Regions from separate parts of the Homo sapiens genome. Here region 2 is linked to region 1. A link is a loop called in an ENCODE intact Hi-C map of the cell type or tissue named here. Cell type or tissue: heart left ventricle. All regions are shown on one strand. Links, peaks and the distances in the headings refer to the core of each region. The heading gives the core; the rest is flanking DNA.

Evidence for each region. Peaks named below come from ENCODE experiments on the same cell type or tissue, not always from the same donor. Only the 100,000 strongest peaks of a DNase experiment are listed, where the experiment ranks them.
Region 2: a loop joins it to region 1, with 2.2 times the contacts of the local background. A loop is called at or near these places in 3 of 110 quality-filtered maps.

What each region holds. Positions count from the first base shown.
Region 1 is chr3:61,796,054-61,812,109 of GRCh38, reverse strand. The region is part of intron 2 of PTPRG (protein tyrosine phosphatase receptor type G); the gene reads right to left. Among named protein-coding and RNA genes, the nearest start is that of PTPRG, 240 kb to the right of the region's middle. In heart left ventricle, for the core only: no CTCF peak of the experiment used is centred there; DNase peaks (open chromatin) are centred at 2,039 and 3,409; H3K27ac peaks cover 7,246 bases.
Region 2 is chr3:61,722,636-61,737,198 of GRCh38, reverse strand. All of the region lies in intron 1 of PTPRG (protein tyrosine phosphatase receptor type G), which reads right to left. Among named protein-coding and RNA genes, the nearest start is that of PTPRG, 170 kb to the right of the region's middle. In heart left ventricle, for the core only: no CTCF peak of the experiment used is centred there; no DNase peak of the experiment used is centred there; H3K27ac peaks cover 1,291 bases.

The DNA.
Region 1 (16,056 bases), core at 1-8,000:
AAACCACACGTTTATATCCTAGCAGTTCTACCTCCTGAAAAACTAAGGCTTAACTCATGGTGCTCCCCACTATGTCCTCAAGCACATTTTGAAATAAAAGCCTTTTTTTGAAGACAGGCCTACTAATAAATTTAATTATTTCTGCTATGCCACAACAAATGGAGAGAAAGCGCAGAGCTCAAGATGAACAATAATCTAAACCGTTAGATCTGATTTGTAACCTAATTTTATTCTGGTACTGGCAGAGGAACAAAATAAAACTCAAGCTGTAATAACAGGCAAGGTATGCTGTCAGCACTCTTGAGGGAATTTTTATATTTTAAGCCTGTGGGAATTTGGAAAAGGTCCATGGTACTATTTTTTCCCTTATCTGACTCGCATGGCTGATTACACCTTTAAATTAAGTCTAATAATGCATATTGTCTTTGTTAATCAGGATATGAAAGCTGAAGTTGTGTTTTGTGAAAAAGCAGATCATTTTCCAATATAGAACTCAGGCATGATGGAATGGACACTTCAATGAAATTCAGCTTTGGTCAAATGGAGGGCAAGTTACATGGCCCTAGATGCAACTAATTCATTTCCATCATCACTGTCCATTCTGGCTCTTGTTGGTTTTCTGGCCAAAGAGCAGACATATTAGTCAACTTGTCTGCTGTGTTGGTCAGATTTCTACTGCAACAATACTGTGGGACCAAAAGCAAGAGGGGAAAAAAGGATTTTGGTATTGAACAACAGTAGGCATTTATTTCTTGCTCACTGGTGTTTGGGTACACTGGGTGACTGAGAGTTAAGCAACAGGTTGGGGCCAGGAAGTTCCACCTGTGAATCTAGGACATGCTTTTCTCATGGTACCTAGCAGAACAGAGAGGCCAAGTAAAGTCATGCAAGCACATTCAAGCACTCTATTCATGGGCCTTCCATGACATTCCACTGACCAAAGAGCATCACAAAACCCAGCCCAAAGTTCAGCCAGAAGTGAGATGTCCACAGCAGGCCTAATTGGGAGGCACAGCAGAGTCACAAACTAAAGGGGCTGCTGGGCTATGACAGGGAGAAAGTGTCACATTCGAACAATCATCAGGTCTACCTCACCTGGGCTGCCACATTCACCCTAACCTGCCCTCCTGGTGACAGCCTTGCACTCCCCAACACAGGTAGGCAAGGGGGAACCCTCATTGGCTGGCAGGTAGCCAATCAGATACTCATTCTTACATCATATGATGTCACCTTGATGGTGGAACGCTAAAGTAAAAGCCCACAAAAGCAAATTCAGCTACCCTCATTACAACCCTTCTTAAGGACTGGATTCTCCATTTGTCCCGAATTACTTATAAAAAATGCCTATTCATTCTAATTAGTTTCTTTGGATCTCCATGACTTCTCTGTCAAAGGCCATTGTAGGGACAATTGCATTACACAGACAGAGCTGAGAAGAGAAATCTGTCCAAAAGAGGTAGGAGTTGGGTGGCCAAGAGTAGGGGTGGGTAGCCAGACCTGGGAACTTGTCTTCTAGCTGGGTCTGCATCATAAACACACTGCTGCCTTTATTGAGGTCATATGCCTATGGAGCAGATAAAGAGGTTTAAACAATGCTAAATAAGGTATCCCTTCGCACTGTCGTTGCTTATACAGGGCACCTAAAAAGAAATCATTCCTTTAAGCTTGTTATCTGGTTCTTGTCCATTCCTCTCTCATCCTTCCTTACCTCAGATTCTTAGGGTTTTACTGTCATCTTCCAAATCAATGATTCACTGATCAATACTTTCAGTCCTGCACTCTAATCCTAAATTACTCCTGCCCATGCATCACTTCTTCCTGGATATCCTACCTGCACCCTAAACTCATTTTTGGTCTAGAACTGAATTTGCCAGCTTTCATACAAACCTCTACCCTTTCCTCTATTCTCTGTACCAGTCGTATTGTTCTTATTTTATCCTGCACTCCCTGTAGAGTACACTTTGGCCTCCAACATGCTATTATGCTCACAGTTGCAAGTATCACTGGCTTCCTGGCCACAGACCAAAAGCCATTTAGGCTGTGCAGGCACAGCCCACTTCCAGCTACAGAGGCTCAACAGGCTAAACAGTTTCCCAGCCCCCCATTGCAGCTATAAGGTGGGCATGGCCACAATTCCAAGAACACACCTGAGGTGAAGTATGCAATGGGACTTCTGGGAAAGCTCTGCCTCCCTGATACAGGAGCTGGGGGAAAACTGTTCTGCTTAATCACCTTGAAATCAAGAGAGCACAGAGCTTCAATAGCTGTGCACCCGCTCAAAAAGCTTCCGTGGCTCTCAACTGTCAAGTGAATAAAATCTAAGCTCCTTAGTTCAGGATTCAAATGCCTTAATTATCTGGTCCACATTTATGTTTCAAGTTTATGTCTTTCTATTCCCCTTCATATTAATACAGAATAACTATATTATTTTCTTTTCAAGCTTACAACGTGCCAGATAACCTGCTAGGTACATGACATATAGTATTCACTGTCCACACTGGCCCCTATGTGGTCAGTGTTATAATACTTATTTTACAGAAATTAACAGGATCAGAACTCAAATGTAAGTTTCTCTCCATAAAGCCTCATGTTTTTCAACCCTTATTTCTTGGGTATCTTCTGTGTGTCAGACACTAGTACACCATACCACTTCCTCTTCCAGTTGGATTTTCTATCTGTCCCACTCCTTTAGGGTTATTCTTCTGGGCTCAGCTCAGAAAACTGTTTCATGGGCAATGTCTCCCCTCAAGATGCAGCAAAAAGCCATCAGTGATCACATTTTTCTCTGAAAAAAGAGTGCATCTTTATTTTCTTCTTTTAATCCTTCCTACTTCTAGTATGGTAATATAATTATACCTTACTCCAAATTTGAGGATGCAAGCTCTTGACTAAGGCAAAGTCTGCTGCTTATTCATTTTGTAACTTTCCCCCACTAACCTCCCCCACCGTGATAATAATAAGAAACAACAGTTACTGGGCCTTCACTATGTGGAAGGCAGTGAACTAACACTTTACACATTCTTTTACTTATTCTTATGATAACTCTATGGATTATATTACCCCCATTTTACAAGAAAAGAAAAAAATGTGGCAAAGTTAAGTCATCTGCTCAAGGTCACAAGCCTACTAGATAGCAAAAACAGATTAAATCCAACAGGTTCAGTAGAAATAATTTTTTAAAAATTTTAATGGTATACTACACCTCAGTTTTTATCAACAAAGATACAAAAGGTCTAAACTTTAAAGCACTTGGATCAAAAGGCCCCATTAGGAGTTGACCCAAGTTGTAAAGCCTTTTTTACTGCCAGATTTGAACAACGGGGATGGGTTTAAGAATAACCTTCACTGAGCTTCTCTGGCCAAATTCTGTGTGGGAGGGCAGGAAAGGGAGGAGTTTAATTCAGTATTATCTAGGCCAAGGGATCCGTGCCCAGTGCAACGTATGTGCCAAAGATTTTAGGCCTAAGTTGAAATCTTTGTGCGATTTTGCGAAAGGGATGGTGTGTCCTACATAATTAAATGTGCCTTTAGAGCCAGTATCATATTATGGAATTTGAATGGCTTATATTCAAAGAAATTGATTCCTGCCTGGGAAGGTTATGATGAGGTTGATAACTTCTTTTACGGGTTCCCAAACTGGACCAAGAGCCCACCTACATATGATTTATCTGGGGTGGATGAAAAAAAAATGTATAGATTTCACAGTTAAGGAATAGGGGTGAGTGCCACGTACAAAGTTCACCAGGGGTTTCTGATGAGCTGCAAGATTTGAGAGCCACTGGATTCCAGTTCACTCCACATCTTAACAGCTAACACCTTTGTAACTTCTCCACTTAAAAATAACCAAACAAAAAATCGGAGGGTTTTCTCCTAGTTTCTGGCTTTAGTTTCCAGTAACTGCAATTTTAAAAAGTTCCAGATGATGATTCTTAGGTCTCCTTCAAATGTGGTTACACACACAAAAGGTCCAATCCTAAAGAATCCACTCTCTGGATTTCAGTAATGCCTATTGAGTTTTGTTTGTATAACAATATCAGCTCCGTGCCTGGATAGGATTACACAGAGTCAGGGAGAGCAAGCACGTTCTGAGGAAAGCAGCTTGCCCTTCAATAATCTGATAAACAGGCGTTAACAGAAGCACCACAAGTACTGGATGCCCCGGTCTGCGAGCCTTTGTTGAACCATATGTCAGAGTGCTCCTAGCTCTGCAGAAGATCAAAAATATGGTTGCCCAGTTAAAAGTCATTCTCTGAGCTGCTTTGCAGGAACAAGAGGGAAAGGAAGGGCTTTGCTTATAAGAATGGAATAAATAGTCTCAATATACAATTTGACATCTGAAAGGGCAAAAAAAAATCATCCCAATACGATTCAATAATACATATTTACGTACACACACATACCCTTACATGAACACATTTATGATTCTGTTATCAAGATGGCATTTACACAAGTGTACATATGTGTATATATGTTATTTTCTAGCAGTCTTAGATTATTCCAACAACTTGAATCATTATCAGCTAAAAAATAAAGAAAAATATAAAATTCAGCTAACTACTGGAACTTGCACTGATCAAGACCTCTGTCACCAAATTGACCACAATGTTAAAATACACATCAGCTTCTACATGATGAAAGAGGAATCAAGAGGGAGTAAAAGAACAACGCACAGCTCTCAGGGTCAAAACTAAGTTCTGACAATGTCACTGGCATACCATATACGCTGGCCCAGAGACAGACCGGATGTAAACTTGAGTAATGACAAGTAACTTTAATTAAACTCTCCAACTGCTTATACGTCTGATGAACTTCAAAATGTACTTGCTCATCAAGTTAGGGTCTCTCAGAGTGGTAATCCTTTCTTATCAATCTTTGACAAACTATTAAATTTCCCATTTTTCCCCTGACCAATGGTAGAATGCCCTCTCTCCTTGTGATTTACAAGTCGTCTCAGAAATTAGAAAATGATGTACAGCTAGTGCAATTCATTTTAATAGGAATTTGAATGGCTTCTCTTTCCCTTTTTCGAAATACAATATCCTGAATTGTCCTCTCCGTCCATGTGATAAATCACTTGGGTGCAGAAAATGAAGAATTTTTAAATGGCAAGATAAAAGGCATGATTCTGTATTCTCTGTTTATGAAAGGGCTGCTCTTTGAAGTGACAAAAGCTGTGGTGCTGCTGTGTTTCCACCTGTAAAACTCCTATAAAATTTAATAGAACTTAGAGGGGTACACAAGCCACGGAGTATGAAACCTAATTTCCATCCCAGTTCATTTGATTTCCTAAAATTACATCAACAGCAAAATCAGATAGATTGTAGACACTGGTTTTATGAGGCTTCTAATAGGCAAAACTCTTATTTCAGTATTTAAAGAATAATTACCACTCTGTAATTCAGCCATGGGCCCATCGGAGCCTATTTCTGTCATCTCCTTTCATTTGCCAATAGGTATAACCAACACAGGTTTGCTAACTACCCTATCACATATTTTAGATAATTTAAGAAGAAAAAAAATGATATTCACTAAGATGCAATATAAATCCAGAAGTACAAAAATCACAAGAAAATCCACAAATCAGAAACCAAAAAGACTTAATCATTAAATTCAATTTTCCACTCACTGTATCTAAAATGAGCCACAGACCCGACAGGGCATGTGTATTCAGAACCTGGATAAGGATGATGGTGAAATGAAGTCTTTAACCCATCCATTACAACTACCTTTTGAATCATTCCAGGGAGGCTTTACCTACATGCACTTGTGTAACAGATCTACAGATTCTGTAACTTTAGAAACTCAACTTTCTTTCTCGCCAACACATTATTTCCCACAAGGTTCATTCTAAGATCATTCAATCAAGTCAGGCTTGCTATAATTGGATTCTCCCTCTCCCCCTCCCTCCACTTTAAAAGACCAAAATGATAACACTGAGTTCAGGCTAAAAATGGTATGCAAGTTTTGGAAGAGACCTAGGCACAAAAAATTATATTTAGTATATTCGATGCTTATCAATTCAACAAAAATCAGCTACAAAGGGCCTGTTCCAGAACTTTAGCAATCATCCCACCAAATTAGGTCACCATATACTAAAATCTGACAGAGGTTTGTGCTGTATTTTTCTTAAATGGCAAAGAGAGAATATGATCGAGAGCTTAATAGAAAACACAGCCCACAACATAAGAACAAAAGGTCAAGTCATATTTTGCAAACTCCAAGATTTGTAAATCCATCTCCCTGCCCCACTTCACTAACATCTACCATTCTCAAGAAATCACATTACACTAAAAAAACATGAGTTTTGCTCTAGGTAAGAATGACTAAAGGGAAATCTCCCTTCTGTCCTTCCAATCACACAGTAAATACAGCACAAGATTTAATTGCAGTTTATACCATCATACATCCCAGTGGGGTGGCTCATCTGAGAGCTGAATCAGTGACGCCCTTTAACTTAGACTCCATGACCTTCTGGGTTGTGGTAATTACCCTAACCCAGAAAACAGTCCTCAGAGGGAAATGTCATCAGTGGATAACTTGTGCCATGGGGCACTTTGATTTTTTTTTTTTTTTTTTTTTGTCTTTCCCATTTTCGGGAAGAGTAGGCCTGGGATTTGTTTTAAAAGGTAATTTATTATGAACATACTGCATGGCTTTTGCTTTGGCAGCGTTTTTCTTTTCTTGAAATAAAGAAATAAGGAGAAAGACACATACAGGCCACTGTTTAAGCCTAGAAAACATCCCTTATGGGAGGGTTTCTTAACCTTGGCACTATCAACAATTCAGGACAGAACATTCTTTTGTGGGGACAGTCCAGTGCATTGTAGAATGTTCAGCAGCATCCTTGGCCTCTACCCACTAGAGGCTGGTAGCTCCAAGTCTTGCTGTAACAACCAAAAATGTCTCCAAACATTGCCAAAAGCCCCTTCTGGAGTAAAATAGCCCCAAATTGAGAACCACTGCTTAGGGAGGGGAAAAAAAGAAAAAAAGTTCCCTTAGAATGATGAAGGTCAGCCCTGGCAAGGTCAGAGAAGTGGTGCAGATCCACCCTGCCTCTGGGTTTCAGGCGCCTGTGTCCTCATCACCAGTGAAGCTGGGAGCCACCATAAACAGGAAGTACATCAACAGATCTTCATCTTAAAGGATCTGTCAAACTCTTTGTAATGTGCTATCATAAAACTAAAACTCAAAAGAGGAAAATGCCTGTGTCTGCAAAGGGGGGAAGAGAGCTGGCATTTATACATCAGGAAGGGGAAAAATCCTATGCTTCAAAACTGCTGCACTGGCAAATGCCTGATGCTGTGAGGCCTATTTTTAAAAGGGGGACCGGGGGCACAAAGAAACAGAAACGTGAACTTTTGTTTAATGTTTATAACATCTTCTTTATCTCTTTGACACATCAAGGTAGATTTTATTTTTTTTTTTTTTTTGGAGAGAGAAAGACACAGGAAAAGAAAAAGTAAATCCTACAGTAAAAATAAAGAATAAGCATAGGACCAAGTGAAGTTAACAATCAGCACTTTTATGCTATCCTTAAACAGAAAGACACTGATGAGACAGATCTATGTTAACCCTTTCATACAAAAGGTTGCCGAATACAGTCTACCACAATGTACCATTGGAATAAAGAAGGTTCCGGTTCCATTTGGGGATATAAAAGCAAACCAAGCCTGGCAGCTTGAAAGCTAAGATTTGAGATTACATCCCTTTACAAAGAAATTGGTTACTCAGGTGACAGAGCTCACATCCCAGTAAGGAGGATACAATCTAGTTCTGACTATTAACTCCAGATTGCCCCTCCAAGTCCACATCTTTCCAGTAAGAGAACAAAGGTAGTTCTGGGCAGTCACATCTTTATCCATCAATCTTAAACAACAATGGAGACCTGAGATTAATACTGACTTGGCTCAGGGTAATTAACACTACTCTGCTCCCCTGCTTTTGTGTGAAATATGCTAGAAAACCAATAGAGAGGACTGCAGATGTTTACTTACAGAAAGCCCAAGGGCATTTAAGTGACCAAAGCTTTTTCCCAGGAGCCCTGGAAATTATTTTTCTTTACTACGAACCTGCATTCCACTCTTTCTCCATGAATGAATGTGGTCTTGTTTGATCTAAGCATTTTCCAGAATATCCCTCTGAACCATAAATCAACTCTAAGGGAAAGGTAGTGATTAATACAACAAATGGATCTTGCCATGGTAAATTTTTCATACCTGACAACTATGTCCTAGAGCAAGTATAAAAGACCCTAGCGTTGCAACTTTTAACTATCCAAATACTTGGTAATTATTCTAACAGACCCAGAAGACCCATGACAAATAGGTATTTTTCAATCTCTTGAGGAAGAAATTACTTTTGAGCACCTGAAAGCTAGTATATGGTGGTGTGTCACCCAGTGAGAGAGCCCAGCCAACCACCAGACATTCACATTTCAACATTGTTTTATTGTAAAAGTGCAACATTCAGGAAGCAACAACAACAACAAAAATCCTTTGGGGGAAAAAATAACTCATCAAGTATGCAGTAAAACGTGAACATAAGTTGAAATAGTACTGTGGGTTGCAGTGTGCTTAGCAGAATGTTTGAGGCATTACATGTTGTCCATGTTGGACAACATGGACAACATGAACCATGTTGTCCAAAACAATGGCTACCAGGCACATATGGCCAATTAAGCAATTGCAATGTCCCTTAGTAAGAAATGGGATGGGCTTACAGAGTATAATACACATCAGATTTCAAAGACTTCGCAGGAAAAAAAAGAATGTAAAATATTTCACTAATAATTTTTTTTATCGATTGCAGGTTGAAATGATGCTATTGCAGAGATAATGGGTTGAATAAAATAAACAACTAAATGTAATTTAATTTCACCTTTTTCTTTTTACTTTTTTAGTATGACCACTAGAAAATTTTAAATTACATGTGTGACTGGCATTGATGGCTCACAGATTTCTACTCACAGCAAATTTTCTGTAAGTGCCTGACAGGAAATATTTTAGGCTCTGGCTCTGTCTATGGTGCTAAAGCACCCATGGATAATATGTAAACAAATGAATGTGGCTATGTTCCAATATTAGTTCATCAGACAGCTGAATTTGGCCTGTGTGCCCTAGTTTGCCTACCCAGGGTCTAGAACATTAACAGTTCCCTATAAAGAAGAAGATGAACCTACCAGGTGCCTGTGATCTGAATTTGGCCAGCAAATGTGTTTTTGCATCCAGCGTGGGTTTTGCACAGATCTGAACTTGAATTACCTTTATACTGGGCATGGGTATTCCAGGTCCTCACAGTCCCCATGACTCCTGAAATCTAACTGGCCTTCTCATAATGGCCATGTGCACAAGCACTCCTGCTGCAGAGCTGGTGTCATACAAAGAGGCTCTCCACAGAGACAGACAGTCAGAAAGTCAGAAAATGTGCATTTCTACCCAGGACTGATAAATGGTCCAAACCAAATCAATTTTGAGAATGAAAGAATGGACATAATTAACAATTATATCTGGATAATAGGCTCCAATGAGAATGCATACAGTTATCCTAATGATGAAGCAAACTAGGCCTGCAAGAAGAATACTGGCCAACTTTACCTAAGAAACCGGCATAACTGTTTGACAACACTTCCCCTGTAGCACATTGTATTAATGTTAAACAAACCTTTCCTCTAACATATCTAACAGGGCCAGAATCCCTTGATGTCTACATACTGAACACTGTGCAACCAGCATTCATTTCATCTTCTCTTTGGCCAGCTTCTCAAGCTCTATTTTGCCATCTCTGGAAAATAATGCTGGTTCTCGTCTCAGTGGTCACACCTTCCCTATTCAAATCATGAACTGGTGATTTTTAAAAGTTCCACCCAAACTGGCAATGACTACACCAGGGCTCATTCTCCTACTCCTCCTACTTTTGTATATTACTGATAATTTCCATTTTTAAAAATTGATTTAAGGTCCTAAACAGACTGTAGGGTAGGGTGCAGCATGTATCTTGGTGCTAAGATAACCAGCTGCACAAATAATGGAGCTAGTTAGGATGCAACTGACATGACCTGAAACACTGAGTCTTTTTTTTTTTTTTTTGAGATGGAGTCTTGCTCTGTTGGCCAGGCTGGAGTGCAATGGTGCAATCTCAGCTCACTGCAACCTCCACATCCCGGGTTCAAGTGATTCTCCTGCCTCAGCCTCCTGAGTAGCTGGGACTACAGGCGCACGCCACCACGGCCAGCTAATTTTGTGTGTGTGTATTTTTAGTAGAGCCGGAGTTTCACCATGTTGGCCAGGCGGGTCTCAAACTCCTGGCATCCGGCCCTCTGGGCCTTCTGAGAAAGTTCTTCCAAACATTCCCTGCTGTGGACAGTGAACAGCCCACCATAATGCAGAGCCAGAATTAGGATAATGCTAACAATATGGATGGCAGAGCCCAGAAACAGAGAGAAACAGTCCCTAACCGTCTTGAGAAGCGGAACCCAACCCTCACTGAGGCCAACACAGACGTTATTCTTTTCCATTTTTTCCATTATGACACAAGCCGACTTGAGTTTCTGTTGTTGCACTCCACATAGGTTATTGCTGTAGACATCACCCTCATCTTCTCCTCCCCTTTCTTCCCCCCTCCACCCCTCTTCTATGTATGTGTGTAAAAAAAATTATATTTATGTAGTCCCAGCTACTTGGGGGCTGAAGTGGGAGGATTACTTGAGCCCTAGAGGTTGAGGCTGCAATGAGCCATGATCGCACCACTGCTCTCCAGCCTGGGTGACAGAGCAAGACTGTCTCAAAAAAAAAAAAAAAAATTACACACACACATATGCGTGTGCGCACACCACCCTCCCCAGTGGTCTGTACCTGGAGAGCACCTGAGGGCGTCTGTGTGCATAGACCACTGGGGGGTAATCATGAAAATATGTGTGCTTTTGAAGCTAAATTAAGCAGTCAGAAGCCATTTCCCACCTCACAAGCACTCCCCTGGGCTGCCAGTGCATCTGTTTTGCAGAAGCAGCTGGTGACACACTTTTTACCTTACCAGGAAGTCACTTCCCAGAGGGAAGCTACGGCAGGCGGTGCCAGGGCAGGGGCTTCACCAGAGAGCACTGCAAAGCTTCAGCAGATTTCTGCTTCCTTCCACCTTTCTTCTTCCTTAAAGGTACTGTGCAGAGTTCTGGCCGGACATGGTGGCTCACGTCTGTAATCCCAGCACTTTGGGAGGCTGACGGCGGGTGGATCACCTGAGGTCCAGAGTTCGAGACCAGCCTGACAAACATGGCGAAACCCTATCTCTACTAAAAGTACAAAAATTAGCTGGGCGTGGTGGCGGGTGCCTGTAATCCCAGCTACTCGGGAGGCTGAGGCAGGAGAATCACTTGAACCCAGGAGGCAGAGGTTGCAGTAAGCCGAGATCATGCCACTGCACTCCAGCCTGGGCAACAAGAACAAAAAAAAAAAAACAGAGTACCGTGCACAGTTCTGTCCCCACCACGGAACACCCTTCTTTCTCCACACCTATTACCTCAGGAAACATGACTTTCTTCACCCAACTTGAAACACTAATCCTGAGAAATCAGACTAGGGATTGTGCCAACCTCATACGGAAGTCTCTGGCATGGAGGTAACTTGGACGCCATCAAGAACTAGCAACAATCTCTAACCCAGCCAAGGCACCGAGAAGCCTCCTTGGGAAACTCTCCAAGTTCTTGTACCTACTAAACTTCAAGTAAAAACTCTTTATCCTCTACTAGTGCTCAGGGTATTTTTGACCCAAAGAATTTTTTTTGTGTTTTCTGTCTTTATTTTTGAAATTGGAGCTGTAATAACATGTCACCTGTCTTCAACTCACCTGGAAAACCTACCACCTTCTAGAACACTGGCTCTATGAAAAAACATACCAAATCAGCTTAAAACCAGTAATATATCTGTCACCATCCTACCCTCCCACCCCACAACGAGCTGATGGACACAGTCACACAATATTTATTCAGTAATTACAATTTTCCAGGCACTGGTCTAAGCATTGTACCACAGAGTCTTTATTTTTCACTCTATTTCCATTGTTAGATCCATATGATAGATGAAGAAAGTGAGGCAGAGAGAGTTTAAATTACCTTCCAGGTACACAGCTAGGAAGTTAGCAGGGTTGGAATTCACACCCACCCTAGTCTGGCTTTAGTGTCCATACTCTTAACTGTGATAGTACAGCATCTTCCAAATTCAGAATTCAACCCCTTGAACAATAAAATAAATACACTTACTGTTCTGGGGAAAAATGTTATGTCCACACTCTCAAGGGGTTAGTGAATAACTCCCACCTCCTAAAGTGTGAGCTGCACATAGTGACTTTGTTACAAGGAGTACAGTATGGTGGGGGGCAAACTTACAGTGGAGAAATCTAACAAATACCAACTCAGTCCAGGAGATCAAGGTCATAAATTGTGTTGAAAACAAGTACCTTTGATAGGTTGTGATCAAAATGGCACTTTACCTGTGTTATCTTCTACCCCAAAACCTATAAGCCCCATGTAATTATGAGGAAAACTTTAGGTAAATCCAAATTGAAGGACATTCTATGAAATATGTGACCAGTACTCAACATTGCCAAGGTCATTAAGAACAAGGAAAGTCTGAGAAACTGTCGCAGTCCAGCAGAACCTAAAGAGACATGATGACTAGATGCAATGTGGCATCCTGTATGGGATCTTGGAACAGAAAAGACATTAGGTAGAAATAAGGCCATCTGAATAGCCAAGGTTTCTGGTTCTAGTAATGACGAGAACTCTACTCAGGAAGGGAAGGCTGGCTTTGTACTGCACAGATTAAGTATGAACTTTAATCAAAATGTATTAATTTTGGTTCTTTACTGGTGATAAATGTACCAACCTAATGTAAATGGTTAACAATAGAAAAAACTGGATTTGGGGTATATGGGAACTCTTTATTTTCATAATAGAATTTCATACTACTATTGGAAAGACAGTTTATTCCTGTAAGAGATAATTCATGCAATTATCATAATAGTATTTCATAACACTATTATGAAAATAGTAGAGTTCTATAAATCAAAAACTATTTTAAAATAAAAAAAAATTTTTAATGTTTATGTCCCTAACAGGTGGAGAGAAGGTGAAAAAGACCAAGAAACCCTCAAGGTTTCAGGTTCTAGTAATGACGAGAACTCTGCTCAGGAACGGAAGGCTGGCTCTGTACCGCACAGCTCTACCCCATCAACAGGAGGCCAAAGACTCACCATGCCTCTGGTCTGTTCCACTGACCTTCCTTTTCTACTTGCTGCTTATCCACAAAAGCAGAACATTTCATTCACTAGTCAAGCCCTTGTCTCCGACTCTTGAGTTATCAGATGGGCTGTTGTTGAGCCAACTTTTATTGGAAGATGCTACAGATGAAAAGACAAGACCTTCACTAAGGGTCCCTTCCAAAGGTAAAAGTGAAAAGATTCAAAATAACTCAAAGGGTTTAAAAAAAAAAAAAAAAAAACCAGCAGCAACAACAACAGCACTTTGAATGCCTGATGAGGTGGTAAAGAACAGACTCTTTAAAATGCAAAGTGACTGTGAAAAAATTTTTATTCCTTTCAGGGAAATGTTTTGGATATAAGTCTCAGAGGAAGCATAGTGAGTTGGCAAGTGATTCTGATAAACATTACACTGATAAAGTAATTTCATGCCTGATATTACTGTCCATACCCTAAAAGCCCTTCTTAACCTACCAAAAGAATTAACTAGTTGTCATTTACTGTCACATACGGGATTTTGGTGGGAACCTACATAGTGGTGAAGTGTGTGTTGGGGAAGGGATCCTAACATGCTGAGTTGGTATTTTAGCATTTATAGCTACAGTTGTATCTATTTTCTTTCCACAATCATCTGAAGTGTTTATTTCCTATATCACAGCTAATAAACTCTTTAAAAGCTCCCCATGATACTGGGCAGGGTTAATCTTTGTGGAAAGAGAGTTTATTCCTATAAGAGATAATTTATGCAATTGTCTGTATTAAAATGCAGACGAGCATTTTAAGAATGAAGAAAAAATTATTCAACCATAACTGTCTCAACAGTATTACTACATGCTTGGATTCAGCAGGCAGACTCAAGTATCTCTCTGCCTTCTTTAATTTTATGCTGGGAAGAATAGTCCATTGACCTGGTTTTTTAAAAATTTCATCCTCATCCTTCTTGTTTTTTTCATTTTTTTCTCCTTCTCTCCCACTCTTTTCGTCCCTCCTTCATCTTTCCTTCTTTTTGACATTAAAAATTAGAGTTGAGGATCAGGTAACCCAGGAGGGGAAACTGAGGGCACTGTCAAGTCTCCTTCTCCACACCACACTCCGGGCAGTCAGCATGATCTAACACCAGCATACAAACTCAGGACTTGGCTTTACAACTCTACTCAAGCACAGAGCTCTCATGAGCTACTGGTAATCAGTGGCACTAGATGGAAAACCTAGTTTCATACCTGAAAAACCAAAAATCTTGATTTACAAAGGAAGGCGGGAGGTGGGGGGGTGGGGGGGGGTGTGGAGATAAATGACTCCAGGCTAGTGACAACACCAAACCTGAAAGAACCCAGCCTCCCTGTTCTTCTCACACCTGTGAGCCTTCCTTTCACATAGTGATGTTTGTATCAACATTTTTTTCTTAGTTATTACGGAAAAAGGTTACTAACATTTAGTATACACCTAAGACCAATGCGGCTCCCATAATTACCTTATTTCATGAAGTCAGACACCAATGATTTTAAGACTCAGCCCAATCTCAGTGATGTTCAAATATGGGGGAAAAAAATCCAACAATTTTCAAACATTATTCAATGAAAAGTATATTCCGATTTCAGAGATATTAAAATGTGAAGAAGAAATTTCTGCATCAGTGAGATCTGTTAAATGGTTTAATCCTTAAGGGGAGCTAGAACACAGTAAGCATCATTTCTGTATTTCACAGATGATGGAAACCTGGCTCAAAGAGCTCATGATGAATATCTTAGCTCCTGGGAAGAATACGAACATTTCTGTGCCGGCTGGCCTCTAACAACCTCGCAAAACCAGGAGCTGCTCTACGTTTTCCTACAGTCCCTCACTTGATTTCTTATTTCCAAATATATAAAGCTGAATCCAACAACTAACCCTTCACCCGGGAGAAAACAGATGAACACAATGGTTTCATGAAAACATATGGATTAAGCCAACAGCTGGCATTCAGCCTCTAAAAATTTTGGAGTGGTTAGTATGTGCCACCACCAGGTCTTGGGTTAAGCCAGAAAAGAGAGTGAAGAGAGAAACAAAATCTTGCCTTGTGTCTGGTAAGACAGACAAAAACAATAAAGTTAACAGCAACAATATAAACATATTAAGGGGCAAACGACCTCTGTAGAGGCCACACTTAAGAATCAACACAAAATCTATGACCTAAAAAGTCAGAAGGATTCATCCACAAAAGGAAGCAGAGAGAATCCTGCACACAAGGGCAAAGGTGCGGGCAACAAACACAAAGGGGCAACCCCCTCCCCACCATGCTATCCTATGACCTTGCCACAATGGTCAACTTGCACACAAAGCACCACAGAGCGTCATGCAGACTTTGTCCTTCCTAGGCAGCTGCTGTCTCAAGGAACCAAGTTCTGCCCACTCAGGCTCTGGAGCTGGCAGCTATCAGCTCTCCTGGCTCCTGAGTGCTCTTTAATCACTCCAGGAGTCACAGCCGTTATTTATTACATTCCTTTTTGGTTTTGAGTCATGTAAGAGGAAAACATATCAATAATCTTTGCTGCAGGGCAAGTTTCTACAATCTCCTTTTCTATCTCTGCAGCCAAGATTAAGGGGGATGCTCAGGAAACCTAACGAGTTATCTGCGTGTGGACTAATGGATTAACACCACCTACCATCAGCCTCCTGGGTGATCTGTCTCTTTAATCTTGCTCAATAGATAACATTTGGGAAAAGCTCCCTTGACTCCTAGAGACACTATTTTCTGTTATAAGCTATGAGGACGTCCCCTCTGGTCATCAAATTTAATGGGATGATTATTAAAGGGAATTTGCTAATATT
Region 2 (14,563 bases), core at 6,564-14,563, 81 kb after region 1:
GAGAGAGAGGAGGCAGGGAAAGAAACATCATTTGGAGAAAAGAAACATCATTTTAGTTGAGGGCATTGACAGGGAGAGATGATAGGGTTCAAAGACAGGGGAACAGCACATACAAGGATGTTGAGGCAGGAAAAAGGGTGGCATCCACCCTGGTAAATCTTGATGAGCTGGTGTTGGGGAGAAGTGGGAGGCTGAAGATGCACCAAGTCAGGATCCTTCAGGACCTTAAAGGAACTTAAGAAGGCAATGAAGAACCAACATGGCAGTCAATATGGTCTGATATATGCCTTCCTTTAAAGCAGCGTTATTGAGATATAATGGTTTTTAGTATAATTACAGACTTGCATAAACCATTGCTGTAATCTAATTTTAGAACATTTTAACCAATATATGCTTTGTAAAAACAACTCTGCTGGGCAGGGAACAGATTGGAGGGAGGCGGGCAAGAGCAGAAACAGTGGCTCCTCACTCCGATCCCCAGGGTGAGTCAAGACGAATCATTGTTAAGTGTGTACTTCCACCTGTGCACAGGGGACTGTGGAGGGAGTGCTCCTGGAAGAAAAAGTTTGGAAAGCAAAACAAATATTCAACTCATCTATTTATATTTACTTGGTCAAATGCCTAATGAACGTGTTTTTAGATTTCTTTTGATATTATTTTTACAAACTTCACCTTCACCCTTCTTCATCTGAATTAGGATTGTTCACAAAATGAACTGCTTAGACAGATCAATGGGGGAAAAAAAAGATAATAGTTAATGAGAATCAAGCCAAATACAAGTATTCACAGAGAAAATAAGGAAAAGAAAGAATATACATTATTACTAAATTTTCCCTTAGCTATATAGTACATAAAATTACACCCTTGATAATCATACAAGAAAAAAAAACTTCCTGCCTGTATGATACTTGTAGAGGTACAGAAGGCTCTACTATGGATTTCAGAGGAACCTTATGTCAGTGATGATTAAAAAATTAAAAAAAAAAAAAATGGCCGGGTGCGGTGGCTCACACCTGTAATCCTAGCACTTTGGGAGGCTGAGGCAGGCGGATTGCCTGAGCTCAGGAGTTTGAGACCAGCCTGGGTAACATGGTGAAACCCCATCTCTACTAAAATACAAAAAATTAGCCAGGCATGGTGGCCTGCGCCTGTAGTCCCAGCTACTCGGGAATCTGAGGCAGGAGAATCACTTGAACCCAGGAGGCGGAGGTTGCAGTGAGCTGAGATCACGCCACTGCGCTCCAGCCTGGGCAACAGAGCGAGATGCTGTCTCCAAAAAAAAAAAAAAATCATTGTTTTAACATGGATGTGAGCATGGCCTCAACCTCAACTCTGCCTCCCAAAACAATTCTAAAAAGAACTTTTCCGTAAGTCGGTGTGAGCACATCTAAGTAAAGGCTAATTAATAAATTAAATCTATGGTAAATTGTCTCTGCACAATGAGAAAGACTTTGTCTTTAGCACCTGTTCAGGATGGCTCTATAATCATGCATCTGTATTCAGGGACAAATATGCTTTGGGTAGAAAAATTCCAAATACACTGCTCTCTTCCTCACTCCAAGTCTGTAGGAACATTTCTTCCCCCTCAAACACAGGCCTCTCATCGGCTTTGTTTGATTCAATCAATGTAGGCCTGTCCCCGGCATTTCAAAGAAAAAAAAAAAAAAAACTCAAGGAATTGGGGTTAGTATTGCCCAGGCAACCACTTTAATGTTGCTAGTCAGAATATCCCAGGGCTACAGGTTCATTTTTGTTATCTCCATTTTTATTAGGTGTTAGATTTGCTTCCTTTCCAGCAAGAATGAGGCTGGCTTTGTTCTCTTCAATTGCAGAAAGAAATCATCAGAAGAAATATCTTGCATTTTGCTTTGCTTGAAGAGGAGTTATTAACTTGAAATAACACAATACGAGTCTCAAGGAAAATAATTTAAAAGGGCTATTACAATCTTAAATGAAGTGATTTAATTAAAAAAATTCTAACCACATAAAAATTTTCGCTAGAGCACATCAAGATGGCTAAAGCACTTATCTCTAGGTCTGTTTAAATAGCTCTAAAAGCAATTTCTTAAATTAATTATATGAGGAAAAATGTTTTGCCTTTTTGGGAAGAAGAGCTATTTAACCAAAGTCCTTTCCTGATGAAGAAACTGCAGCTATTAAAAAAGTGGGGTTTGTTTCCTTTCTCTTTTTTGGCTATGCTTTTTCAAAAACCTCCTCTGGCTCTGACCAATTATGCTATAAGATCCATCTGAAGAGTCAGACGGAAAAGCAGTTTCATGACTTTGGAAAGCTCACATTCAAAATTGAAAGTTTCAGTTCAGTATTATTCCCCCCCTCTCAATATCTATTTATATACAAGAAGCTAGGTGAAATCAATTTCAGGGAGACTTTTCAACTCTGAATATAAATCCTTTTATGACTCTGCAATACGGTCAATCAAACTTGGGATAGGAAGGAGAACAAAAAGGCAGTTTCCTTTTTTATTTTTAATAAATACACTAACGTTGAAGAGTCATTTTGTATCTTTGGGGGTTTCCCTATCAGGCAAAATTAAATGAAACGAACTCTTCCTTTGATTTATAGACAGCAAACGAGAAAGACATCGCATATGCAGTAAAATACTCTGGAACAAATTGGGACAACCGGGTGCCAAAGCCAAAGAACCGCAGATCACAGAAATCCTGGGTGAATTCTGAAAAATAAACACTCCTTTAAATATTACTTACAAAGGTTTATTAAATGGATTTGTTCTTAAATATCACCTCTGCATAATCAGTAAGTGAGTATTAAGTGAAAAGGTGAGAGAAATAGATGGTATTAGGAGCAACTGGAAACCTCCAGTTTTTCTTGCATGCCTGTCCATTCATATTCTGGTTAATCTATTCTTTGATATTTAACATAATGGAACCAAAAAGTAGGAGAGAAAAAAGCCTGCAGATTTTAGGTATTTCAGAAATCATACATGATATCTGAGGTTTATTCAAGAACCAGTGTTTCAGAAAAAGCGAGAAAGAGAAAAAGCACTTTGTAAAATGCATTTAGGAAGTTTCTCTTTAACAGTCATGCTCTAACCAGAGAGTTCTTATTAAAATAATTTACCCAAAGTGAACAGATGTTGGCTGGGCGTGGTGGCTCATGCCTGTAATCGCAGTACTTTGGAAAGCCGAGGCAGGCGGATCACTTGAGCTCAGCTTGGGAAACATGATAGACCCATCTCTACAAAAAATACAAAAATTAGCCAGGTATGGTGATATGCACCTGTAATCCCAGCTACTTGGGAGGCTGAGGTGTGAGGACCGCTTGAGCCTGGCAGGCAAAGGTTGCAGTGAGCTGAGATTACACCACTGCATTCCAGCCTGGGTACAGAGCAAGACTTTGTCTCAAAATAAAATAAAACAAAACAAAAGTGAAGAGTTGATCAATCCCAGGATGAAACAGTAGAAGGAACAGGGAAATGAGACTAAAGATATTGTGGCAGAAACAAAGATTTTTAATTTATGTTTTGGGAAGAAGTCAGGAATGCTTTTTAAAGCTCCATCTCAATGTCAAAGAAATAAATCCATTCCTAAAATTTGTCCTGCTCTGCTTTAGTTGCTAAAATTCACAAAGAAAATGAGTAATGGTGCTGGTGATAGGTAATGCTTCTTTAGCACTTACCATGTACCAGGAGGCACTGTGCTGATCTATTCAACTGAAATATCTCATGTTAACCCTCACCAGAGCTTTCTGGGATAAATGCTCTCATTATTCCCATTTTAAAAACCAGGCAATCTAGGCACAGAATGGTTAAGGACCTTGCCAAAGTCACATGGCACATGACAGAGAAATGAATACACACCCAGACACTCTAAACAGATAGAGAAACGGAAAGGAAGCTCCACTGGGACCCCCTAATTAAGTGTGAGGGGCTACAACATAGAAATGAATCATGAAGATTTAGTTATTTCACAAAATATACAGAGTATAAAGACCCAAACATGAAATACCAATATAGAACATGTTTGAACTGATACAAAGTGACCTTTGACCTGGGTTTCTCCTGGACAATTCTAATTTCATAGAATCTGTCTCAAGAACACTACTAGGTACTTAAATGCCCAACCCTGTGTCCCACAAGAAACACAGTATGTTTTTGACTGTCCTTTTAAGAGATTTCACACTGTAAAAACCCTCTAGTGGCACTAAAAATACTATAATAAAAGTGATCATTCCTGAAAATTATTACAAGGCTTGTAAAGAGAATTCTAACACTACAGCCTACACAGGAAGGCATTATGCTAACACCAACTAACTGCTGCGAAAACAATTCACTTTCTTTTAAACAGAAAAAGGGAATGTTCCACGCAGGCATATGTTCACATTTTAACTGAGCAGTGGGGATAAGAAGCACCCTTCCAAATTGTGCTGTCCGACACTGTCGCCCCTAGCTAATGCAAGATTTATTTATTTATTTATTTATTTATTTATTTATTTATTTATTTATTTATTTTGAGACGGAGTCTCGCTCTGTCACCCACGCTGGAGTGCAGTGGAGTGATCTTGGCTCACTGCAAGCTCCGCCTCTCGGGTTCATGCCATTCTCCTGCCTCAGCCTCCCGAGTAGCTGGGACTACAGGTGCTCGCCATCATGCGCGGCTAATTTTTTGTATTTTTAGTAGAGACGGGGTTTCACCGTGTTAGTGCAAGCTCCGCCTCCCGGGTTCATGCCATTCCCCTGCCTCAGCCTCCCGAGTAGCTGGGACTACAGGTGCTCGCCACCATGCCCAGCTAATTTTTTGTATTTTTAGTAGAGACAGGGTTTCACCGTGTTAGCCAGGATGGTCTCAATCTCCTGACCTCGTGATCCGCCCACCTCGGCCTCCCATAGTGCTGGGATTACAGGCATGAGCCACTGCGCCCGGCCTGCTAATACAGGATTTCAAATGCTTAGTAAGAAACAAAAAGGCAAAATATCTCATCAACATTTTTAAAATTCTGATTACATGTCAAAATGACATTTTAGATATACTGGGTTATATAAATTATTCTAATTAATTCCACCTGTTTCTTTTTACTTTTTATGGTAGCTGCTACAAAATTTAAAAGTCCCTATGTGGGTCAGGCACAGTGGCTCACCACTGTAATCCCAGAACTTTGGGATGCCAAGGCAGGTGGATCACCTGAGGTCAAGAGTTCAAGACCAGCCTGGCCAACATGGTGAACTCCCCCGTCTCTATTGAAAATACAAAAATTAGCTGGACATGGTAGTGGGCGCCTGTAATACCAGTTATTCAGGTGGCTAAAGCAGGAGAATCCCTTGAACCTGGGAGGTGAAGGTTGCAGTGAACCGAGATCTCACCACTGCACTCTAGCCTGGGTGACAGGGCCAGACTGCTTCAAAAAAAAGAAAAAAGAAAAAAAAAAGTACCTATGCAGTTCACGTTCCATTCCTACTGGACAGTGGAGAACTACAGAAAAAGCTGGAAAAATAAATGGGAAAAAGAAATTTCCATCTAGAATGTCTGGCATGTGTGGCTTTAAAGCCCTGCATAGCACTGTGAAAGGGAGCTTCTGACTGGGCACAGTGGCTCACGCCTGTAATCCCAGCACTTTGGGAGGCCGAGGTGGGCAGATCACGAGGTCAGGAGATTTAGACCATTCTGGCCAACATGGTGAAACCCTGTCTCTACTAAAATACAAAAAATTAGCTGGGCGTGGTGGTGCGTGCCTGTAGTCCCAGCTACTCGGGAGGCTGAGGCAGGGGAATGGCTTGAACCCGGGAGGCGGAGGTTGCAGTGAGCAGAGATTGTGACACTGCACTCCAGCCTAGCAACACAGCAAGACTCCGTCTCAAAAAAAAAAAAAAAAAAGGAAAAAGGAAAGTGAGCTTCTGTGTCTCCTTCATGGCATACTCCCTACTAATGTTCCTGTCCCCAAGAACAAAACTAGTCAAACCCTCTGTCTTTCAATTCTCTACCTATCCCATCCCCACAATTTAAGGGAACTCTACTTTTTCTCTTTTCCTTTTTTCTATTCAAGAGACTGCTAACTCAACGGGGGTAAAAACTATTTTTATGGAGCCAAATCGTTCCTTGGTCTATTCACTGCTTTAGCAATGGAAATGTGAGGCTCATAAATCCATCAGGAAGCCTAACACCTTGGCTTGGCATTGAATAATGCAGAAAGAGTAGAACAGTGTTCAACAGGTTTTCAGAGGGAACTGAGTTAAAGGGGCCCACAGCAAATACAGAAAATAGGACAATTTCATTATAGTCATTACTATTTCTGAAAAGCATAGCCAAATGAATCAATGTTGTAACCTAGAAATCCAGTTCCCAATCTTTCAATGGCCACAAACACTCTGCAAGTAACATGACTTTGGAACCCCTTTCCCTAAAGTTTACTCTCCCTTTCTCAATAATGTGATAAGTGAACAAAAGCAAACTTTCTAAGAAGTCTAGGCACTCCTGGAGGTGCCCAATTCACCACATGACCACTCATCTTAGAGTCACCTTTCTAACTTCATGCCTACCTCTCTAAAAGAGAGTGTCCCTTAGGGCATATAGCCCTAAATGCCCAAATCACTGGTTTAAAATGTGGATGGACAAACACACCCCTCAGATCATGATTCCACTGGACTACTGTGAGGCTTGAGACAATATTTTTAACAAACTCCTGTGATCAGATGCAAGTGGTTAACAAACTACTTTCTGAGCAACACTAATTTGCTCAAATCATTAACAATGAACCTCCGCTGTTAATGGAAGACAAGAAAAATGAAAGTCTTTTATAAGTTTAGAAAAACATTCTTAAATAAGCCCTCTAAAATGATGTGTTTGCAGAAAGCCTGGAGATAAAAATGTGTTTTGCATTTCTTCCTGGTGTGGGTTTTGAAGGTCACAGGACTCACAACAGATGTGGCCTGGTTTGAGCCATAAAGGTCTGCATGGCTAATGACAGTGTAAAAGCACGACAGCTGAGGCACTGTAGCTGCAACAGTTGGTGGGCTCCAGCCCAGCAGGACAAGCCCCTGGTTCTGCCAACACAGACGGTATCCCTTACAGGCAAGCTGCCCAGGAGTGGCACCAGCAACTTACATGCCCCGTGGTGGTCACAAACCCCTTCAGTCAAAGAAATCGCAGCAGACCTAAGGAAGACCCATCTAAACATATCTCAGGTGCAAAATAAGACGCACTATCATTTTCATGGAGCAAACGAAATGAACCACCACGTTATGGGCAACAATCTTGGGAGCCATGAAACTAATCAATCATTATATTATCACATATCTAGGCATTTCCATGATGAATTCTTTTTTTAATGGCATTTATTGCTTTTTCTGATAATGAAAGCAATAAATATTCACTATAGAAGCACATTAGGCAAAGTACATTAATGAGCAGAGTACATTAAATAGGCAAGAGAGTACATAAAAAGCATAAACAAGAAAATAAAAATAACCATAACCACTGTTCAAATTTCAGTGTATTTCCCTCCTTTGTTCTAACAATCACTAGGCTCATGTTTTAAATGCATGGTGAATTGTTAAAAAATGAGTATGTTAAACCATATAACTCCCCAAATCAAAGAATGTGTAAAAGTAAAGCTCATTTTCATAAAAAGTAAAAGTACTGTCACTAACGGGCCATGTAACTTTGCCCAAAGCTACTCCCTTGTCTGTGAAAGCAGAGGACTGGGAAAATGATTGCTATGGTCACAAGGTCTTACAAGGTCTAAATTAACTATTTACCTTTATTGTTGAGTAACCTAAATCAACCCAGAGCAAACACGGCAAACTGATAGCCTACTCTATGAAACCCAAAAATATAGCGGTTTTTAAATGTCAATCAGTTGCCAACCTTTACAAAGGGGAAAGAACACAGGACAATCAGACTTTACTCTTCCCTTTAAAAATGTTGGTATCAAGCCATCCTGAAACATACGGCAACAACTGGCCCGGATGCACAGTTGTGGGCCATCTTCACTTAGTGCAAATGTTCTCCCCTTCACCACTGCCCCTACTAATCACTATTCTCCCCTCAGCTGGGATGCCAGATATCAGATTACCCTTGCTCCTGTATTTAATTCTGTAAGCCCCTTTAGCTACTTACAGGGAGCCTCCCTGGTCCTTTTTGTTTGTTTGTTTGTTTGTTTTTTTGAGACAGGGTCTCTCTCTGCCGCCCAGACTGGAGCACAACGGTGCAATCTCGGCCCACTGCAGCCTCAACCTCCCAAACTCAAGCGATCCTCCCATCTCAAACTCTCAAGTAACCAGGACTACAGGAACATGCCACCATGTCCAGCTAATTTTTTTCTTTCTTTCTTTCTTTTTTTTTTTTTTTTTTGGTACAGATTAGGTCTCACTGTGATGCGCAGACTGGGCTCGAACTCGTGGGCTCAAGCAAGCCTTCCATCTCAGCTTCCCAAAGTGTTGGAATTAAAGGCATGAGCCACCAGGCCTGCTCCCTGGTCCTTTTAAGCATATGGGTTTTCAAATATGTTAGAGCACCTAAGATATAAAATAATAAGATACAAAAAAAATACATAGCTCTTAGCTAGATCATCTTAATTGAAAACTTACTGTGTGTGTGCTAGACACCATTTTTAAATCTTTTTCTTTTTTAACTTGTTTTTTTTGAGACAAGGTCTTGCTCTGTCTTCCAGGCTGGAGGGCAGTGGTGCAATCAGAGATCACTGCAGCCTCTAACTCCTAGGCTGAAATGATCCTCTTGCCTCAACCTCCCGAGTAGCTGGGACTACAGGCACACACGACCACACCCAACTAATTTTTTAATTTTTTTGTAGCGAAGGGGTCTTGCTATGTTGACCAGGCTGGTCTTGAGCTCCTAGCCTCAAGTGATTCTCCTACCTCAGCCTTCCAAAGTGTTGGGATCACAAATGTGCACCACCATGCATAGCTTTAAATCCTTTATTTTAACACTTTACTCCTCACAGTATCCTTTTAAAGTAAGCACCAGACTTGCTCAAGGTCGCACGGGTGTGTGCAGAGGCATGTCCACCTAACTCCAAGTCCAAGACAGTGAAGAAAGTAAATCATATGGGACTCTGTAATTCACTCATCTCCAACAGACTGTTCCTCTTTGCCAGCACGCTAGGCAAATTTGAGAGGCATAAATGCACTCTAACAAGATGAAAGAAAGACATGGAGATGGAAATGGGACTGAAAGTGGCAAATGTCAACAGAGAAGAAGAAAAACAATGAAAATATCACAAATGGTTCAGCTACCAGCTGGTAAAGTGCTTTGCCTCACAAACAGGTAGACCAGCCTTCCATACCAGACCAAAGCAAAACTGTAAAGTAGATAAAACCCAGGCATTATCAGTAGCCAAGAAGCTTCGCAAACTGCTGAGAAGAAAAATTCTCCGAAATTTCAGTGTCATGGTAGGTGAAGAATTTAACAAGCTCACCTTAAATTATTTAGTTACCTAGAACATACCATTGTTTGACTTGATATTACTGGGATTAAAGTTAAGACTTGGTGACCTTACACATTAACCTGTAGATTTATATCCAGTTTAAAGAAAGAAAAACAGGCAGCAGTTGTATTACCCTGTAGGACATTAACCAGTGTTGGCTGTAACCTAGCAATCATATTCTGGCATGCCTTTGTAACTTACGAATACCCAGTTCCTCAAAATGTCCTTTAAACCAACTTTACTTGATTATTGTTTGCCTTATTAATGATTTGCGTTTGACATGTATTCATTTTGTTTGTATAAAATCCATGGTTTTAACTTTTTGATATGGGCCGGGCACCGTGGGTCATGCCCATAATCCCAAATCCCAGGCTGAGCTGGGCATACCACCTGAGGTTAGGAGTTTAAGACCAGCCTGGCCAACCGTCCAAAACCCTGTTTCTACCAAAAATACAAAAAAATTAGCTGGGTGTGGTGGCAAGCATCTATAATCCCAGCTACTTGGGAGGCTGAGGTTGCAGTGAGATGAGATCACTCCACCGCACTACTCCATCTCAAAAAAAAAAAAAAATTATGATTTTACACTACAATGACTTAAACCACTTTCCCAAACAACTTGGGCTCCAGGTCTATTCCTCTCCCCTCCTGCATTCAAAACTACAGCACTCAGAAAAATGCCACAGAAAATCAAAATCAAAATTAAATTCAATAGCTCAATCTTTTTTTTTTTTTTTTGAGACGGAGTCTCACTGTGTTGCCCAGGCTGGACTGCAGTGGCACAATCTCGGCTCACTGCAAGCTCCGCCTCCCGGGTTCACGCCATTCTCCTGTCTCAGTCTCCCGAGTAGCTGGGCCTACAGACGCCCGCCACCATGGCTGGCTAATTTTTTGTATTTTCAGTAGAGACGGGATTTCACTGCGTTAGCCAGGATGGTCTGGATCTCCTGACCTCGTGATCCGCCCGCCTCGGCCTCCCAAAGTGCTGGGATTACAGGCGTGAGCCACCGCACCCGGCCAATTCAATCTTAATAAGTTGGAACAGCTTAACAAATCATAAACTCAAGGGAACTGTCAATCCAACAAAGAAAATTTCTAGGGATGCAAAAATACAATAATAATAATCCTTAATGGCAAAACTTCAGGCATCGAAACAGGCAATTTAGGGGGCATGCATTGGAGAAGATATAATTCTATCAGCAGTGTTTAATGGATTATAAAATGGCTTTGTGGTTATCTTATATGTCCTAGGTAGGAAAGTGCCTACTTACAATTATATTTAGCAATTTTTTTGTGTTATCCATTTAATGGCAGTATATTTCCATTATACAAATTATCAGTACAAGTGAGATTTGATATTATATTTCCCTCAAAGTAGCTCAATTTCTCTAGATATACTCTAACAACCAAATCCTATGTATTTTCAACCATTAACCCATACATCTCTCTATCAATGCTGAAAAGGATCCCACCAAGTCATAAATCAAAAGACCCTTTCGCTTGAAAGAGATGGTAAACAAGCAGACAGCAGTATAAGCGGAAGCCCCAAAACAAAGCCACTACACATAAACCACAGTAATGAAACTTGACTGAAGTCTGAAGATAAGAACTGCCGCTCTGTGCAGATTTATGTCACAAGGTCATAGAGTATGATGATCCACTGGAAATATTTAAACTAGAGAGGTTAGATTAAATATGTGGGGAAGGCCTGTTCTCTACCACTCATCCCAGCCAGTCATAAGCTTCTGGCTCTTCTCCAACTAACACTCAGCAGTGCCTTATTTGATACCAGTGAGGCAAAAACCCAGCTTTGTTGATACCACATACCTATCATACCCAAGTCAGATAGGACCGAAGGATCAGAGAACTCTCCTGCTGGGCCAGGCCTTGTTCTCTCGATCTGACTTAAAATTGGAATCCAGAAAGGAATAAAACAGATGATAAGACATTACCAAACCGTTAGAACTGGCCCTCAGGATTAAATGTGCCACATGAAAGGGAAGATTTCTCAGGGAGTGCTGTGGTCATTTGCAATGAACACAGTAGCCATTCCAAGCCAAAAAAAAAAAAAAAAGGTGGGGGTAGTGGTGGAGGTAGGCAGGGAATCAAATCTTCAAAAAGAGAAGAATAGAGTGGGTAGAATCACTCTATCCAAATTCAAGACTTGTTCTATATCTAAAGTTATCAAGACTATGTGGTATAGGCTGAGATTCAGGCATAAAGATCAATGGAACAGAATAGAGAACCCAGAAGGAGACCCACAGAGTACGGCCAACTGATTTTTGACAAAGGTGCAAAGGCAGTTCAATGGAGGAAGGATAGTCTTTTCAACAAATGGTGCTGGAGCAATTGGACATCCACAGGCAAAAAATTTAAAAAATAAAATACAAAGTGTATCTCACACTTTGGGAGGCTGAGGTAGGTAGATCGCTTGAGGTCAGGAGCTCCAGATCAGCCTGGCCAACATGGTGAAAATCCTGTCTCTACTAAAAATACAAAAATTAGCCAGAAATCACTTGAACTCAGGAGGTGGAGGTTGCAGTGAGCCCAGATCACGCCACTGTACTCCAGCCTGGGTGACAGAGCAAGATTCTGTCCCAAAAAAAAGCGTATCTCAACGTAAATCTCACAACTTACACAAAAATTAACTCAAAATGGATTGTACATTTAAATGTAAAGTATGAAACTCGTAAGTGGTAAAAAAGGAGAAGAGAAAATCTTCTGTACCTGGTGCTTGGTGAAGAGTTTTCAGATATGACAACCAAAGCATCGGCCAGAGAGAAGAAATCAATCAATTCGATTTCATTCAAAGTAAGAATGTTTGTGCTATAAAGAGCCTTGGTGAGAGGACGTGGGAACAGGCTCTATACTGATAAAAAATATTTGCAAACCACATATCTGATGGGGTTTGCAAATATCTACTATCTAGAGTGTGTGTAGAACTCTCAAAACTCAACAGTAAAAAGAAATCCAATAAGAAAGTGGGCAAAAGACACAAAGACAGGACAGCAAATGAGCACATGAAAGGATATTCGGTATCATTAGCCACCAGGAAAATGAAAATTGGGACCACACTGAGATATAACTGCATACCTATCAGAATCGCTAAAATAAAAAAATAGTGGTAATACCAAAAGCTGCTGGGGTGGATGCAAAAAAACTGGATCTCTTATGCATTGCTGGTGGGAGTGTAGAGTGGGAAAGGTACTCTGGAAGAGCCTGGCAGTAAAAAAAACTTAAATATACATTTACCATACACCCCAGCAACTGTATTCTGGGGTGACTATCCCAGGGAAGTGAAAACTTATGATCATCCAAAAACGTGTACGCACTGTTAATATTTGACTTTGTAGCAGCTAGGAAGTGAAAACAACCAAAATCTCCCTCAAAAGGTGAAAGATTAAACCAACTGTGGTGCATCCATGCCACAGAATACTACTTTACAATAAGGCCAAGCAAACTATTGGTGCACACAATGACTTGGATGGAGATCAGGGGCACTATGAAAGTCACACACTATATACATATTATATGATTCTATGTATATAACTACTTTTTTTTTTTTTTGGAGATGGGAGTCTCACTCTGTCACCCAGGCTGGAGTACAGTGGCATGATCTCAGCTCACTGCAACCTCCCCCTCCAGTGCCTCAGCCTCCCAAGTAGCTGGGGTTACAGACGCCAACTGCCACACCCAGGCTAATTTTCGTATTTTTAGTAGAGACAAGGTTTCACCATATTGGTCAGACTGGTCTCAAACTCTTGACCTCAAGTGATCCACCCGCCTCAGCCTCCCAAAGTGCTGGGATTATAGGCATGAGCCACAGGGCCCAGCCCAATATTCTCAAAATGACGAAATGAGAGAGATGTAAGACAGATTAGTGGATGCCACCATTTGGAGATAGTAGAGGAAAGGATGTTTGCAATTATAAAGGGGTAGAATGAGGGAAATCTTTGTGACATGGGAATCATCCAGTATCTGGACTTCAGCAGTGGTTACACCATATATGAGATAAAATGTCCACGACCTACAAACATATATTGTGCCAATATCAAACTCCTGGTTTTGATATTGTACTGTAATCCTGTAAGATGGAACCACTAGAGAAAACAAAAAAAGGGGGTATATGGGACCGCTCTGTACTATCTTGGCACCTTCCTGTGAATCTACAATTATTTCAAAATTAAAAGTTAATGGTATTTTTAATAATATATATCTCTTCTAAAGATAATCTAACAGTAGCCATCATTTTTACTTTCTATCCAACCCTTTTTGATAGAAACAAGGACCTCGTAACATGAGAAAATATATATTTAAAGACAATGAAACCATGGGGGTTTCCCTTTTCTTGTTTCACCAAAAATGTGCACATGTATCCTATTTATAATGGTAATACCAAGGGGGAGGGATGGAGGAAGATGAGGGCAGATAAAACTTAGCAACTTCTTAGAAAGATATCTCAACAGATCATCAGGCCATGAAAATTAATGCTGTTGTGACAGTAAAAAGAAAAAAAAATAGAAAAGTCACCATGACTTTAAATCTGTAACTTCCTGTCAATCATCCAATAAAATACTGGGAAATAAAACAAAAGTTTATTACCACACATTACCAGGCCTTTGAACAATGTACCAATTAAAGGATGGATTATATGAATTCTACAACAAAGACATTTCTTGAAAATAAAGGAGACAGGAAATCAGAATAGTCCTAAATATTTGACTTAGACTGAATACTGCATAGTTCTAACCTAGGGTTGGGTCACAAAACCAACTCCTCTAAATTTATCATCGACCTCTGCTCACCCCGAGAAACCCACTCGACAAATAATTTTTTAAGTTCCACTTGTATCTCTCAAATCATTCAAATTAAAACATTACTTTCAGAACTCCAACATCAGTTGGCACCTTTATAAAGTTCTTAAGAACAGAAAATACATTTCCATGATTGAATAACTATGTATTAGGCATCCTGTGTGCCAGATAGTACACCCCGTCTGAAGGAAAATTTTAAAAGGCAGTTTAAAAATTTAACCAAAATAAACAGACATAACATAAAATTCACCGTTACTCATTTCCTAACAAAAATTACAATTTCACTTTGAAGTTATAGTACTGAAATTAAAGGAAAACAGGACTAGAAATTTGAT